Linked DNA regions of Mus musculus: region 1 is linked to region 2. Evidence: chromatin loops called from intact Hi-C (ENCODE). Cell type or tissue: left cerebral cortex. All regions are shown on one strand. Each heading gives the region's core, and the rest is flanking DNA. Links, peaks and the distances in the headings are about the cores only.

The links. A loop is a pair of places that touch in the nucleus more often than their neighbours do. Peaks named below come from ENCODE experiments on the same cell type or tissue, not always from the same donor. Only the 100,000 strongest peaks of a DNase experiment are listed, where the experiment ranks them.
Region 1: a loop joins it to region 2, with 2.3 times the contacts of the local background. A loop is called at or near these places in 2 of 42 quality-filtered maps.

What each region holds. Positions count from the first base shown.
Region 1 is chr8:15,218,178-15,225,861 of GRCm38, forward strand. No RefSeq gene overlaps it. Among named protein-coding and RNA genes, the nearest start is that of Gm24231, 5.5 kb to the right of the region's middle. In left cerebral cortex, for the core only: a CTCF peak has its summit at 3,515 (motif pointing right); a DNase peak (open chromatin) is centred at 3,515.
Region 2 is chr8:15,986,566-15,994,249 of GRCm38, forward strand. Csmd1 (CUB and Sushi multiple domains 1) reads right to left here. Exons shown (of 70, transcript NM_053171.2): 47 at 6,029-6,217; 48 at 2,507-2,653. Among named protein-coding and RNA genes, the nearest start is that of Gm46073, 57 kb to the left of the region's middle. In left cerebral cortex, for the core only: no CTCF peak of the experiment used is centred there; a DNase peak (open chromatin) is centred at 3,854.

The sequences.
Region 1 (7,684 bases), core at 2,161-4,660, 770 kb before region 2:
GATGAAGATGATCCTGACTGTTAACTGAGAGCTCTCCAGCCCTCACATTTTATATCACTAAGCACCTATGCTAAACATGGAGATCTGTGTAACTTTCTGGCTTTTAAGGCTTAAAGTTAAATGTCTTTAACTCTCCAGGCTTGGAATAGTCTGAGTTTTCAAGCCAGTCAATAGGGTTCAGTGCCTAAGGATCAGAGACTCCTGACTATAGATGGTCTACTCTGCTCCTGTCGTGACTAACATCCAAGTGGAGCAGAAAGCTGGCTGCAAGACCATCGACTGACTCTAAGCAACTATCTTTATGCAGTATCCTCTATCTCTCGTCTGTCTCTCCCTGTCTCCATCTGTCTATTTCTGTCTCTGTTTCTTTCCCTGTCTCTGCCTTTCTATCTGTCTGCCTACCTGTCTGCCTCTGTGTCTCTTGTCTCTGTCTCTCTCTGTCTCTAACTATCTCTATCTGTCTCTGTCTCTGCCTCTCTCTCTCTCTGTGTATGTGTGTGTATGTTACAGGTACATGACTGTAGAGGTTAGAGGTCAACAATCATTGTTTTCTTCAGTCATTTTCCAGCTTGTTTACTTAGACATTAACTCACCAACTTATCCAGATTGGCTTGAAAACAAGCCCCAGGAACCTGTCTCTGCCTCCTCAGTAATTGGATAATAGGTATCTGTCAACTCAGTCTGGCTGCATGCGTGCGTGCGTGCATGTGTGTGTCTTATATGTGTGTAGGCGTGTACTTACTTGTGAGGGTGTTATATAGAGGTCAGAGACTGGAAGTTGGAGAGTCTTTCTTCAACCACTTCTCAGCCTTATCTATCTATCTATCTATCTATCTATCTATCTATCTATCTATCTATCTATCTATCCATCCATTTGAGGCAGGGAGTCCAACAGAACGTAGATCGCATTATTTTGGTTGGCTGGGAGCTCTCAGGGCCTGCCTGGCTTTGCACCAGCACTAGGGTTGCAGGCCTGTGCCGTCATGCTCAGCTTGCCCCGTGGGTGCTGGCGATCTGGATTTAGTCCCTCACACTCATACAGCCAGGACTTTACCCATGGATCCACTTGTGCCAACTCGGTCTAGCTGTGTGTGTGTCTCTGTCTGTGTGTGACCATTTGCGCATGTGCCTGTTTGTGTATATGCCTGCGACAGTGCACGTGTGGTTGTTAAGAGAACAAATCCCAAGGGTAAGGAGGTGGCAAACACTTGCTGCTCGCCACTGTGTAGAACCAGGCTAGCTGGCCCACGGGCTTCTGGGAAATCTCCAGTCTCCTTGCCCACGGGCTTCTGGGAAATCTCCAGTCTGTCTCCACCTCCCTTCTTGCTGTAAGAATTCCGGGACCGCAGACTCGCTACCATATTCAGCTGTATGTGGGCTCTGGAGATGCAGACTCAGGTCTTCATTCTTGGAGAACATGAACTTTACCCACTGATCCATCTCCCCAGCCTGCACTTGGCTTTTTAATGTAGGCCCTGGGGCTTGAACTCAGATCATCATACTTGTGAGGCACGCGCTTTATCAACTGAGCTGTCGCCACAGCCAATTCTATATTTCTTTAAAATGTGTTTGTTATTCTCCGCCTTTTTCTCTTTGTTTCTAGCACGGCTTCATTTCTCCCAACCCATCTCCAGGGCTCAGCTTTGAGTTATTTTTTTTCTCCAAACCCTTCTCATTCTTCCTGCGGGACCAGAACCCATCTACTTTCTCCTCCAGAGCTTGCTCATCCCATATTTTAGGGCTCTTCTCTGTTTCATTATGACTGCGTAGACTTTCAAATTCCCCACTAGATGTAAAAAATAATCTAAACATACAGGGGGAAATCACCTTGTTTCATTTATCCTTTCATCCCCAGGCCTGCCATGTTATTAGAGCCTCACTAGCGACTGAAAGAGGAGACTCCCTGGTGGCCCAGAGGATGTGCAAATGGAGTTTGAATTTTCCCTCATACAGCTCAACATCTCAGGGTGGAAGTCACGATCCGAAGTGATTCAATGACAGCTCAACAAGATACAGCCGGCTGTGGGCAGATTATTGACTTATCATCCACACCGCAAGCTACTAAAATCTAGGAACCCCGAGTTTTGTTCCTCATTTTGAGGCACAAAGTAGGGAGCCCATGATTTTGCTGGGAAGTATTGAGGGGGCCTTTGGAGAGAGCGGGAGGTGGTGAGGAGACTGGACAGCAGGTTGGCATCGGCGATGAGGGGGTGAGGATTAGCAACCCTTCACTAGCTACTTAGAGAGAAAGCACCCTAGCTTCACTGAAGGGAGAGGGGTTGCTGTTTATGAAGGAGAAGATGCAGGGAGAGAGTATCTGCTGATGCCGTCCATCTTTTTATCCCACGACCATGTGTGTTTTCCGTTTCAGTCCTAGGGCATGGATCCAAGTCTTATGATGTGGTGAGTCCATCAGAACCTACATCATTGTTTCTGATCCATAAAGGGGCAGGCAGGCACAGCCACAGAAAACAATGGCGCCTTAGAGCAGTGGTTCTCAATCTGTGGGTCGTGACCCCACACAGGATGTCGATAGTCTGCATCTCGGATGTTTACATCATGACTCCTAACAGTAGCAGATTATAGTTAGGAAGTAGCAACGAAATAATTTTGTGGTTGGGGATTGCCACAGCACGAGGGGCCGTATTAAAGGGTCACAGCATTAGGAAGGCTTAGAACGACTGCCGTAGAAAAGATGTCCAAAGAGCTTGGATCTGTTTCAATTTTTGCACCACTGTATGGTCTTGTTCTCTCTGAGTACACCTTTTGATTGGGAAAATGACTAGGAAATCTTAGACATGTCAGGCCTTTGAGGCACACTGCACATTTTCATGGGGTTATATCATAAGATCTGTGATCTTTCCTGCTAGGCACTGTCCTAATTCCTTTCTGTCACTGTGACAAACACACGACCAAAAGCAAACTTCTGGGAGGAAAAGATTTGTCTCTGCTTATGCTTCCATGTCACTTCCACATCACAGTCTTTCTCTAAGGGAAGTCAGGGCAAGCGATCTTGGCAGGGATCTGGAAGAGAGAACCATGGTAGGAGACTGCTTGTTAGCTCTCAGGCTCACACTTAGCTTAGCTTTCTTATCCAGTCCAGGATCACCTGCCTGGATATAGTGTTACCCACAGAAGGATAGCTCCCCGCCGCCACCCCAATTAACAGCCAAGAAAACGCCCCACGGACATGCCCACCGACAACCTGACTCCTTTTTCCAGGTTGTTCTAGGCTGCCTCAGGTTGACAGTGCTAACTAGGACACGCACCGTGACTGTGATGGGCCTGAGAGCCTGTGTGCTTCCTGGAGAACAGGTGTGCTTTGTATTGATAACAAATTTCCCACATCTTCTAGACAGGAAAGGAAGAGAGGAGACAAAGGAAAAATAAAATAAAATAAAATAAAATAAAATAAAATAAAATAAAATAAAATAAAATAAAATAAAATAGAGAGACTATAACAAAAGTCAAATCTACTGCAATAATCGATGCCGCCAGTAGGTGGCGATCTTCCCCTATGTTTGGGAGCTATGCAGGCTTTCTGCCGGATAGTCGCAGTCACTGTTAGAATCACATACTTTATTATTATTACTATTCTAAATACTGGTAAGCCTGCCCAAGGAGGTGAAGATGGAGAAAACTTTCTTTCTGGTTTAGCAGCATGAACAATTTCAATAATGAATGCCTAGATACGCAGACTTGCCAGTTCTGAGATGCTGGGCTGTGTGAGGAGTGGCCTGCAGACAGTTCTTTGTTTTATGTTTTTGTTTTATGTTAAGAAGTGTTAGTGGTGGTGCACGCCTTTAATCCCAGCACTTGGGAGGCAGAGGCGGGCAGATTTTTGAGTTCAAGGCCAGCGTGGTCTACAGAGTGAGTTCCAGGGCCACACAGAGAAACCCTGTCTCGAAAAACAAACAAACAAGTGTTAATGGTAGCCAATTTTCCCTTATCTATCCAATTTAACCGTCTCCGTGGTGACATTTAAAACCATCAGTATAGTGCATCACTCAATGATGGACAAAGGATGCCTTAGAGACTCTCATTGCTCATTTTCCTCGACTAAATGGTTTCCAGGGTCCGGTGGTTAAAGTAACCTCCAACCTCGGACCCCACTGGAAGGGGTGTGGCTTCTTTTCTACTTTATCTGGCATCTCAGTCAAAACAGTGGATTTGCTCTAATGAACACAACCTTTGTGAGAACATAGAAACAAGAGCATGTGTTGCCTGCGGATGGAGTTATGTGAAGGCGGCAACCACTATACCTACAGGCCCGGGTGGGGGAGGGGTGCTATTAACTAGCAAGAACTGCTGATCAAGCTGTCTTTACGGCTCTCTCTAGTTTGTACCTATGTGACAGGCGTGTGCTTCCTCATCTGGCATCTGTCCAGATATCCATGTGGAATGCCGTGGGGGCACTCTGCTTGATTCTGAGTGCTAAGGTGTGCGTGGTGTGTGCATGCATGCATGTGCATATGTGTGTACATGTGTGTGTGTGCATGTGTGTACATGTGTGCAGTGTGTGAATGTGTGCATGTGTGTGCATGTGTGCAGTGTGTGAATGTGTATTTGTATGTGTGCATGTATGCATGTATGTGTGCATGTGTGCATGTATGTGTGCATGTGTGTACATGTGTGCAGTGTGTCAATGTGTATTTGTATGTGTGCATGTATGTGTGCATGTGTGCATGTATGTGTGCATGCGTGCATGTATGAGCATGTATGAGCATGTATGAGCATGCGTGTGCATCTGTGTGCATGCATGTGTGCATGTGTGTGTGCATGTGTGCATGTATGCATGTATGTGTGCATGTGTGTACATGTGTGCAGTGTGTCAATGTGTGTGTGCATGTGTGTGCATGTGTGCAGTGTGTGAATGTGTATGTGCATGTATGAGCATGTGTGTGCATCTGTGTGCATGTATGCATGTATGCATGCATGTGTGCATGTGTGTGCATTGTGTACATGTGTGCATGTGTGTGTATGTGTGCAGTGTTTGAATGTGTATGTGCATGTGTACATGTATGTGCATGTGTGTGTGGTGTGTATGCATGTGTTTGTGCATGTGTGTGCATGTGTGCAGTATGTGATTGTGTGTGTGCATGTGTGCATGTATGTGCATGTGTGTGCATATGTGTGTATGTGTGTGTGCATGTGTATATTCATGGTATGTATGTATATGTATGTGTGTGTGTGTGTGTGTGTGTGTGTGTGTATGCAAGTCAGAAAACATCTTTGTGGAGTTGACTTTCTCCTTACACATTTGCACAAGGGTTCTGGGGATCAAATGCTTGCTCAGCAATCACTTTGCCTGCTTAACCAACATGCAGGCCCGGGCTTGCCTACAGAAATAAACATCTGGCTTGTGTTTTCATTCCTTGGCCACAGGGAATCTCCCAGTACAGCACAAGCTCAAACTGGATTGAAACCGGTGACTGTGCAAGGTTCTCACTGAGAAGGAAAGTCAAAAGCAACTTGGTTACACTAAAGGTGATGTCTAGTATGGAGCTACGGGTATTCCCTCTCCCTCACCAGCAGGACACGGGATGGGGGTGGGGGGAATGGGGGCGGGGAGGCTCTTCTCTCTTAAGCAGCAAGGACTGGGCATGCTCACTTGTCAGATGTTCTAGCAGTCTGCGATGCTAGGTTATGTGGGTCTGCACTTTGAACACTGCAGGAGCAAAGCTTCAACACCCAGGATCTTGCAGAGTCTCCAACCAAGCAACTATGTGGGGAGATACTTTCCAAGCCCAAAGGAAGGTGCGCTGCCCAGAGTGGAGTCAGCTGAGGGGAACCATAGCATTCCTGTGGCAAGAGTGCACTTGCTCTGTGTGGGGACATTCTGTGTGTATGGAAACACCCTAGGAAAATACATTTCCTACTGGGGATTGAGGTCAGCACAGTGGAGAGCCGTGGCCCAGCTCAGTAATAACCAGGGCTTTTTTTGGAACCAATATGTAATACCTCCTCTACAGAGCCTTGTAAAGGTCCTGCCAGCATTACCCAGGTCTGCCAGGACACCGCTTTGCTGTTGTAATTTTCAGACAGGACTCTGCCCTGATGGCAAGTCACTTACAGCGCTCTGCAGCGCCAGAGGCACACACAATCAATGCTAAGATGCTTCCAAGGTCATAGGTCAGCCACTCAGGGGACTGAGACCTCATAGTAACTGCCTTCCTCGTGTGGTGCCCCACTCAAGGTGGCCACACTAGCCTGCAAAGTGACACAGCTGTGTCCGAATAAGACCAGTCCCTGGGACTGGGTTCTGGAAACCCCATGTTACCTGATGTTTTGAATTTCTGAAAGATATTGTGCAAGAATAGTTACCTATGTGTAATAAATCTCTCTTGGGTTGTGCGGTGTGGTTCCCTGAGCCTAATAACGCCCATCTTTAACTGACCAGCTATACTCGCTTAGAAGCGATAGCTGGGAATAGAACTGTTTGTGTCCCTTCAGCAGGAAATGGAGGGTCATTGGGTTTAAGCCACTCCTCCTAGCTAGTTGTATGCAAATTATGCCCAAATTGCCCTTGGCCTCAGGGTCTCAGGCTGTGGTCTGCTGTATAGGTTGGGGAAGGTTCACCTGAGAAGATTGTCTAGGAAGCTATTCCCCGATGCTGCCTGGGGGCTACCCGGACTCCTGTAAGCAAGCCCTCATCCATGCTGTCTGAGCAAGCGCAGTGAGTTCATTGGCTCAGAAGGGTGAACTGTAGTGGGATTCGTTTTGGTTTAACACTGGGAGCTTGTAAGGAGGGAGTAGATGTTCCTGTCTCTCCTGGGAAGGATTTCTCTTTTACAACAGTTTGGTACCAAGGGAAGATGCTTTCAGTCAGGACCTTGCTTGTCCTCTCTGGAGAGAATGTCAGCAATTTGTTGCCCATGGCCAGAGAGGATCATACAGTTATGCAGGCAAGCTTTGGTGCAGTGACGCAGTCGTTCCTGAAGAGCCTGGTGGCGGATATGATTGTGGGTGCTTCAATGGGCAATGTAGATGTCACACCTTCAGTAGATGGGAAATTAAAACCCTGATCTCAAAAAGCCAGTCTCTGCTGGCTGCAGGAGTTTAGGGGACTACTTGATCATTTAGTTAGCGATGTTTAATGAAGCTGCGGGACTCACAGCATCCGGTGGTCTCTGTCCTAATTCATCACAACAAGTGTGTCTTCCTTGATGTTCCTCAGTGCCCCCTAGTAGTGTAGCTTACCCAAGAACAAGACACAAGCAGTTCAGATTTCTAAACCTGGCCATGGACTCTTTTTCTGCCTCTGTCTCTGGCATGGACACAGTCTTGGCTATTGCTGATCAGACTTGTCACCATGGAGTGTATTTTGTGTATTGGACGCTGTTTAATCTCACAGCCCAGGATTGTTATCCGAGGCTGGCTGCAGGGACAGGCTGTCATAGATCGATCGAGTAGGGCCTGGTTTCTCTTTGTTGTATGAATGATTTTTATTTATCTCCATCTGGAATGCTTACCCAACCATAGGCATTTGTTAAAATGCCATGAATTATTCCATACATGCGCAGTCTCTCTCTTTTGGTTCTAGGCCAAGAGTTTACATTAGAAGTCAATGTCTGCGTGAGTCTCCTGTGTGTGTATCCAGTTGTGCAAGGAAGTAATCTTGTGTTTGGTCTGTCCTTGTCCACGATGCCACCTGTGGGGCAGGTGTAGCCCCTCTGGCTTCTTG
Region 2 (7,684 bases), core at 2,909-5,408:
GAAGTACTTCCCCTTTTGCTTGTGCATTTAAGGCTTGAGCCTTGCTGAATACAGTGAGACCTTGATGCTAATCAGACTGCTAATCATTGCACTTGGTTCTTGTCTCTCCCTCCCCCCATTTGGTTCTTAGGAGAAGGTCCCCTTGAGACCCTCGAATAACTGGACCTGCTGGACAGGTCAGATTTTAATACATTAGTAAACAATAAGTCCCATTTTAAAATGCTACTACTACTAGATTCCATGGTTATTTTATTGATTTACTTATTTATTATTTTCCTTTTATTAAAAATAAATACTTTTCTCATACAGTTAAAAAAAAAAGAAAAAGAAAATGTAGAATTTTATGTTACAATAGAAAATTCATAAAATTCAACAAGTATCCAATTCTGCTAGGAGACATTTTTAAACTTAGATATGGCTATTAGTTTTTATTCATTTATTTAAATTTTATCTCTTTTATGTGTATGTGTGTTTTGCATGCATGTATGTCTGTGTATTACACATGCGTTTGGTTTGCTTGGGGGGCCAGAAACAGGGAGTTAGATCTTCTGGAACTAGAGTTGAAAATGACTATAAGGCACCATGTGGGTACTGGGAAACAAACCAGGATGCTCTATAAGAAAGATCCCCAAATGTTTATAGTTGATGAGCCATCTCTCCAGCTTTCAAGTATTAATTCTGTCTCTGTCTCTGTCTCTGTCTCTGTCTCTGTCTCTGTCTCTGTCTCTGTCTCTGTCTCTCTGTCTCTCTGTCTCTCTGTCTGTCTGTCTGTCTGTCTGTCTCTGTCTCTGTCTCTGTCTCTCTCTCTCTCTCTCACACACACACACACACACACACACACACACACACACATGCATTTTATATATGAAGGCAAGTACCCTCAGTGATCAGAAACCAGGAACTGGAGTTACAGGCAGTTGTGGGCCTTGAGAATACCGGAAACCAAACCTGTGTCCCCTGTGAGACGTGAAAGTGCTTTTAATCACCGAGCAGTCTCTCTAGCCCAAACAGGTTAGTTTCAAAGCCATAATCTTCCACATAACAGAGGCAGTATTTGGACGGCTGAACGGTCTTACATCCTATTAATATATTTAGTGGAATATAATTATCTTGTCTTTACAAATCTGCTTTATTATATTACAAAACCCTATGATTGCCTGTCAATACGTGAAAAGAACAATACAACGAGAGTTCAGAGCTGGGAAGCCCAGGTTCCTTTTCTGAACAACCTTCTCCCCAGTCATAAAGCACAAAGCCCAGGCTCATATTGGGTTGACCCACAGCATGTGGGCCAGGCAAATGCAATGTGCAAATGGGAAGGATATGGTCTTGTGCATCATATATTATAGGCTAGAGATTTCTAGCTTATCTCTGGATGAACTAACAGACAATAGAGTAGGAATTTTAAACCTGAAAAGTCTGAGCATCCATTCTTCAGAACCAGGCTGTGTGAGTCCAATCCCTGCTCAGGGACTGTGGCACAGACCTGAGCACATCTTTAGCACACTTTGAAGGGAAAAATGTCCGAATCCCCTGCCCATTGTTGTCTTAACACCACAAGTCCCAAAGACTGGCTGCTGGTGAGGTTTTCTAATCTCTTTCAACTAGAGAAGGCTAGAAGATTTCAGCCCCCAACACTCACTTTGTCCCCTTGGGCTGATCTCCACCCTGAAAACATACATTGCCAATGGGGATTAAAAAAGTCTTTCAGAAGACCCTGCATCTAGTGTGCTAGATGCTACCATTCCAAGGAAGAGAGATATCAAGGACAACCCCACTTACCACTGACTGGGAGGAGCTCAGAGGGCTGTGGTTCATAAGTGAACTGTTCCCAGGAATGAAGTTCCCCTATGCTCTCATGGGGACAATAGAAACACTGGTGTAGATCAGACTACATTGAAACCTGTACTAGAGCTTAACACTTCATTGATGTACTGGGAGATTTAATTAGTTTAATACAAATATCTACTTATAGACAATGATTAATAAATAAGGAGAAAGGATAAAATAACTCCAATTTTGAAATAGAACTACACATGCATGTATGTATGCCAAATGCAAACTTATAATGTAAATGTTTATATAAAACATAGACTAGTATATAAAGTATAGGCATATGTAAAGATAAGTATATAGAATGCAATAGATAGAGTGACTTACTAAGGACAACTGTAATTACTGTTTATACAATTTATGGCAGTATAATCAACTCTCATTTGTTCCCAGTGTTAATGCTAATTTTGGCTATATTACTGTAATTTGGGGCAAATGTCTTTATTATCCATGGTATAAAATTTTAATATTTACTCTTTAATCAGTAAATTATAACATATTAATCAAGTTTTCTCATAGTTTAGGGCTCTCACTTCAAGTATTTCTTCCACTATGTTCTTCTTGCTGGCTTTTAGTTGTCAGAAGTCAGAACTTCACCATAACCTAGACCTAGTGTTAAGATGAAAGTGGTACTGAAAGCCATTCCAGCTGATGTCCAGGCCCACCTATTCACCTGCATAGCGAATCTTGAATCCTTTCTTGCTGGTTGCATGGTCTGTGGACCAGCGCAGGTACAGATGGTTACTTCTGCTGGTAAAATTGGACTGTTCAGTGTGGTTCCCACTTAAGACCACTAACAGAGGACTTTGTCCAGAAGAACCTAAAAAAAAAAAAAGAAAACTTTCAGATGTGGGCACCTACAGATGCAGATCTTTCTTAGCTGTTGATTAAACACGTATGCAAATGTACAATAGACATTTATTTTCAAAGTGAAAAAAATATTCAAATGAAAATAATAATAAATACATTCCGTGGTAATGAAACAATGTGGGGAAGGAGTAGGGGACTCAAGTACATAAGTTACTAGTGACTTATTATGGAAATGAATGAAATACATCAGTGAAACAATGACATTTCAACATGAGAATATCCTTTTACTATTATAATGGATAATATACTACACATATGGAAAACGAGAATCTTTCTTGCAATGTCAGTGGTGTATAAGTACAGTCAATCGCTTTGGGGAACAACTTGATGATACACAGTAAATCTGAAGTTTTAATTTCATCAACTCTCGCACATAGGTACAAAAGTTACTTACATGGCAAACATATTCCAATATTATTGTTCATGATAAACTTTGGACGAAAACTTTCTTTAAGTATTGGAAATATCATGAGGAGAAATTAAATTTATACAGTATCTAAAATTAGTAAAGTACACACATATATATATATATTCATATAGATAAGTCCAAGAGTAACATATGAAAGTACCCATTGTAGATTAGTATCAGAGTAATTCACAAGCAGTCAAATGTGTGCCATATAAGAAATATGTGTGCAGAGAGATGATGGATGGGCTGGTGGGGAGTAGATGGATTGATAGATGCAGAGTAGATGGATGGATGAGAACAGAGATAAAGGAGAAATGATGGTCACATTCATAACAACGACCCACTTCTCTTTCCTTAGACTACAAGTATCCCCATTAGAACTAGCAGGGGGCTATGCGTGAGTAGACAGTCTCAATGAGTCTCTGTGTGTCTATAAAAAAGCAACTATAGATCCAGGAAGTATGAAAATAATTTTAAAGTTATCATTGACATATATCGTTATTCTATAGACCTGAAAGTTCTCAAAATGTTTATACAGCAAAATGATTAAATGCCCTGTGTACCATGCAGTGACTGCATCTTCATGTCACTTGGGAGAGAAAGCAGCTTCAAGAAACAGGAGTTATGCCCTGTTCCTTTTCTATTGTGGATGCATCCCCTTGTCTTAAAATCATTACTCACTTTTCCACATTTCACAAGTTCACGCGTGGGGAAATGTGTGAGAGAATGGGAGAATGGGCCTTCTGTGGCTATTCATAATCTAAACTTATCAGGGCAAGGGGAGGGGCACCCTCCATTCCATTCATGGAAAATACTGACAGGTCACAGCTTCACTTCCTCTTACGCCCAAATCACTGTTAGGGACTTATCATGGATAAAGCTATTCAAGGCTCTGTTGGACTCTGCACAAACATGCATTAAATTCCTGCCTTCAATAACTCAGAGAGTGATTGACCTTGGACATGTGCTCTATATAGAGAGAGCTACTTTGAAATGAGTTTTCAGGGGTGGGCCTTGACTCCACCATGAATAGCATGTCTTAAGAAGAAGTGATCAGAACACAGATACACAGAAAAAAAAAACCAAAAACCATATGACCACATGAAGAGGATACACCTACATGCCAAAAAGAGCCTCAGAGACACAGCTTCCCCACTGTTTAGTCCTAGACTCTCACTCTTCAAGTCTAAGAAATTATTCTCTGTGTGTAAACATTAAAAGGGTCCTGGTAATAGCAATCACAAGAATACATGAGGAAAACAACAAAGTAAAAAATGTGGAAGTTTGTGTGGACATCCCTAGAAATGATTCTTCTTGTTATGAAAGATGGTGCCCAAAGACTGTCTGCAAAGTCTACTGTCTATGTCCTACAAAAGAGTGACCCTGCTTCATGTGGAAGATGGCTGAACATGAGCTGTGTGAGGTCTTCTTATGGCTGTTAAACAAGATCAAGACCCTCTGAAATAATATGCCACAGAGGAATTAACTATCCTGAGCTTGCCATACTTGAAATGCCATTTTTACCGACAGAACACAAGAGTGCATTTTCAAGAGTTGCTAATCTCCCACCAAATCCCTTACTATTCTTGGTCTGATCTCTGTCTAGATCATGGTATTTAGGCATATTCTGGAAAGCATGCCTCTTTGTAGCATCTATAACAATATCCTAGAAAAGAGATGTGCAGGTAAGTTTGCCAGGATAGCCAGTGGTCTCAGCAGCCAATCACAACTGGAGATCAGACACTGTTCTTCACTGAGTTCTGACAATTAGGAAAGTGAGGAGAATCCATATCTGCACTATTGAAAGTATACACTAAGGAAATGGTGCATACAGCTGGTATGCTCAGCTTACTTCTTCTTAGCTCATAAAATATAGGCTAGCACCAATGTTGCCAAGATAAAATAAACACAGTGCATAGGAAATGCCATCACTTGCAGAAGTTCTGAATACAAAACTGTGACCTTTCTCTTTATAAAAGATGTGTATATTTGAAAGCAGAGTGATGCAAGCCATGAGCCACTTCTAACCAGACAGAAAGTGCTTGTATTGTGTTCTGGGCTACTCCCTAGTTTTTGATCTTGATCATGGTCTAGTCATGATTTAGAAAGCACCAGGCTATCAGCAATTAGGGAAAAAAAATCTATTTGTAAGGATGTTGTTTCTGAAAACTAGAAGCATGAAAGTATTGCCTTCTATATTCTAATTCAAACAAAGGAGAAGATGTGCCTAAGCTTGAAACAACTCACATCTTAATACTTACTTATGATTCAAATAGAAATATACACTTGTACAAACACAGAGACAAAAGCTTTGTGTGGGCTGCTTTTCTTTGTGTGTGCCATTTGTTTCTATATATAATGCTAGAGTTTCATGTGCAATATAACAATCCTCACAACTTGACTCCTGGGGTCACTCTGCACAGTGATTTATTTATCATTCATGGTCCATCTAACTAGTGAGACTCACATAAACACACAAGATCAATTAAAGCAGTTCTTATCACTGAATACATTGTGCTTTATCTGACAAATCCATAAAACCTGAGAAAACTCTCTGTTCTTGGCCACACATGGGTTTGGCTCTGCTCTGCTTGGGCATGATGTATCTCCTATACAAAGAAAACACTGGCCTTAGATCCACCTCAGTTGATGATCCAGCCACTGCTGCATTAAGGTGCTCATTAGAACCACTGTATAAAACCAGAACAGTGGTATTGAAAGTAGCACCATTGGGCATCAAATTCATTTGATTTTATTATATAAAGCAGCTCTGTAAAGACAGGTGCGACATTTACCACTTCAATATCCATATGAGCTATTCATTTCATGCATCTTGAGTAAAATAGACATTTGGAGCACTAAAAGTCTTCTAGAACACTTAATTGCCCTGTGGTACCCTGAAAATCTGGGGCTTACCATCAAACACTTCCAGTGCATCAAATTGCTTTTCACTTTGGAATGTGTCCACAAAGAGTGTGATGTTGAAGTTTGGCTCCACTTTAATACTCCAAGCACATGTCTGGGAGTTAAAATAGTTGCCTGGGTACCCGGGACTGAGAATCACCCCAGAAGACTCTGTTCGCACTTCATTTGCTGGGCATTGTGCTAGAGAGAAAAGAGATGGATAGAGGTCTGCATTAATACAATGAATACAAACATTGATGGGATGGAAGACAGTCTACTGAGCTCTGACTACGTTTAATACAGGACACAGACACCTCCAATCTACTCCAATGCAAAAAGAAAGACAGAAAGCCCATCTTCAATACAATACAACAAGATGTAGCTTTTTGTATAAGAAAAAAATATTTTTATTCCAACCCTTGCTGTACTTGGATAAATAAAATCTAAATATTTGATGTGACCATGTGACTATTTAAGTATGAAGCAAATTTCAGAAACATTGTTCAACACTCCCACACACACCTGCACTGTTTGCCACAGTTTTCAGCAGGATTGGTGATTTCTAAAGTAAAAATTCTTTTATTGAAATAACAGATATTTCAAGTTGTGATTTTTTTTTTCTCCTCATCCTTCAATTTTGATCCAGCTACTTCCAGGCTAATTAAAAAAAATGTAAAATCACCAAAAGACTTCTTTAATGCTATCTCTCATTGCTAAGTTAAATTACATTACAGGAATGCTTTGCTTACAGAGCTACTAAGGGACACTGATCAGTCATAGCATATAAAAAGAAAGTGACACACCAGTGTTACTCACAGTTTAGGCATATCAGTAACCAACTTCGCCCAGAGCTTTTGTCCAAGATGTGTATCTTATTTGGTGAGTTTGCCCGTTTTAATGAGTTGATTGTATGTTACTTACAAAAACATTTCAAACTGAAGATGCTTCCCAAACAGGTGGGGAAAGCTTATAAGATGTGTCATTCCTAAATATTGTCTTGAAGGTTCCCCATTCATTTGGATAGTCTAGCTGAAGCATACTTTAAACCTCAGTAGACTTTTAGACAAAAACATAAGCAATTAAATTTATCACAGGACCATTTAAAATGTTTTGAGATCAAAGTCCTAAAATATCCACAGTACAAACTAGTTAATATCTCTGAAAATAGTTCTAAACTGAAGTCAATGACAGAATTCAGTCTAAAGTCCTATTTCCCCGGCAGTGATGGTAATGACATTGTTAGCCACCAAATGGGGCTGGCACCTTTCAGGTATAGTGGTTTCAATGAGAAATGTTGTTGTAGGTTCAGAAATTGAACCCTTGGTCCACAGTGATGATGTTGTTTCCAGAGGCTCAGCAGGTACAACTTGTTGGAGGACATATGTCACTGGGGGAGCGCTTTGAGAGTACATAGCCACACCCCACTTCCCATTTCTGTTGTTTCTTTGTGTTTGCTGTAAAAGATGTGATCTCTCCATTTCTTGTTCCTGCTGTTCTGACTCCTTGCCATGATAGCCATTTATCTCCCTGGAGTCATTTAGTCAAAATACACTTTATTCCATGAGGTGATTTTTATCGGTTTTACTTTTTCTTTTCTTCACAATGACAGAAAAGAGGCAAATAAAATGGAGAAACCCTTGCCTTGTCATGTCATCTGAGAAAATTGAA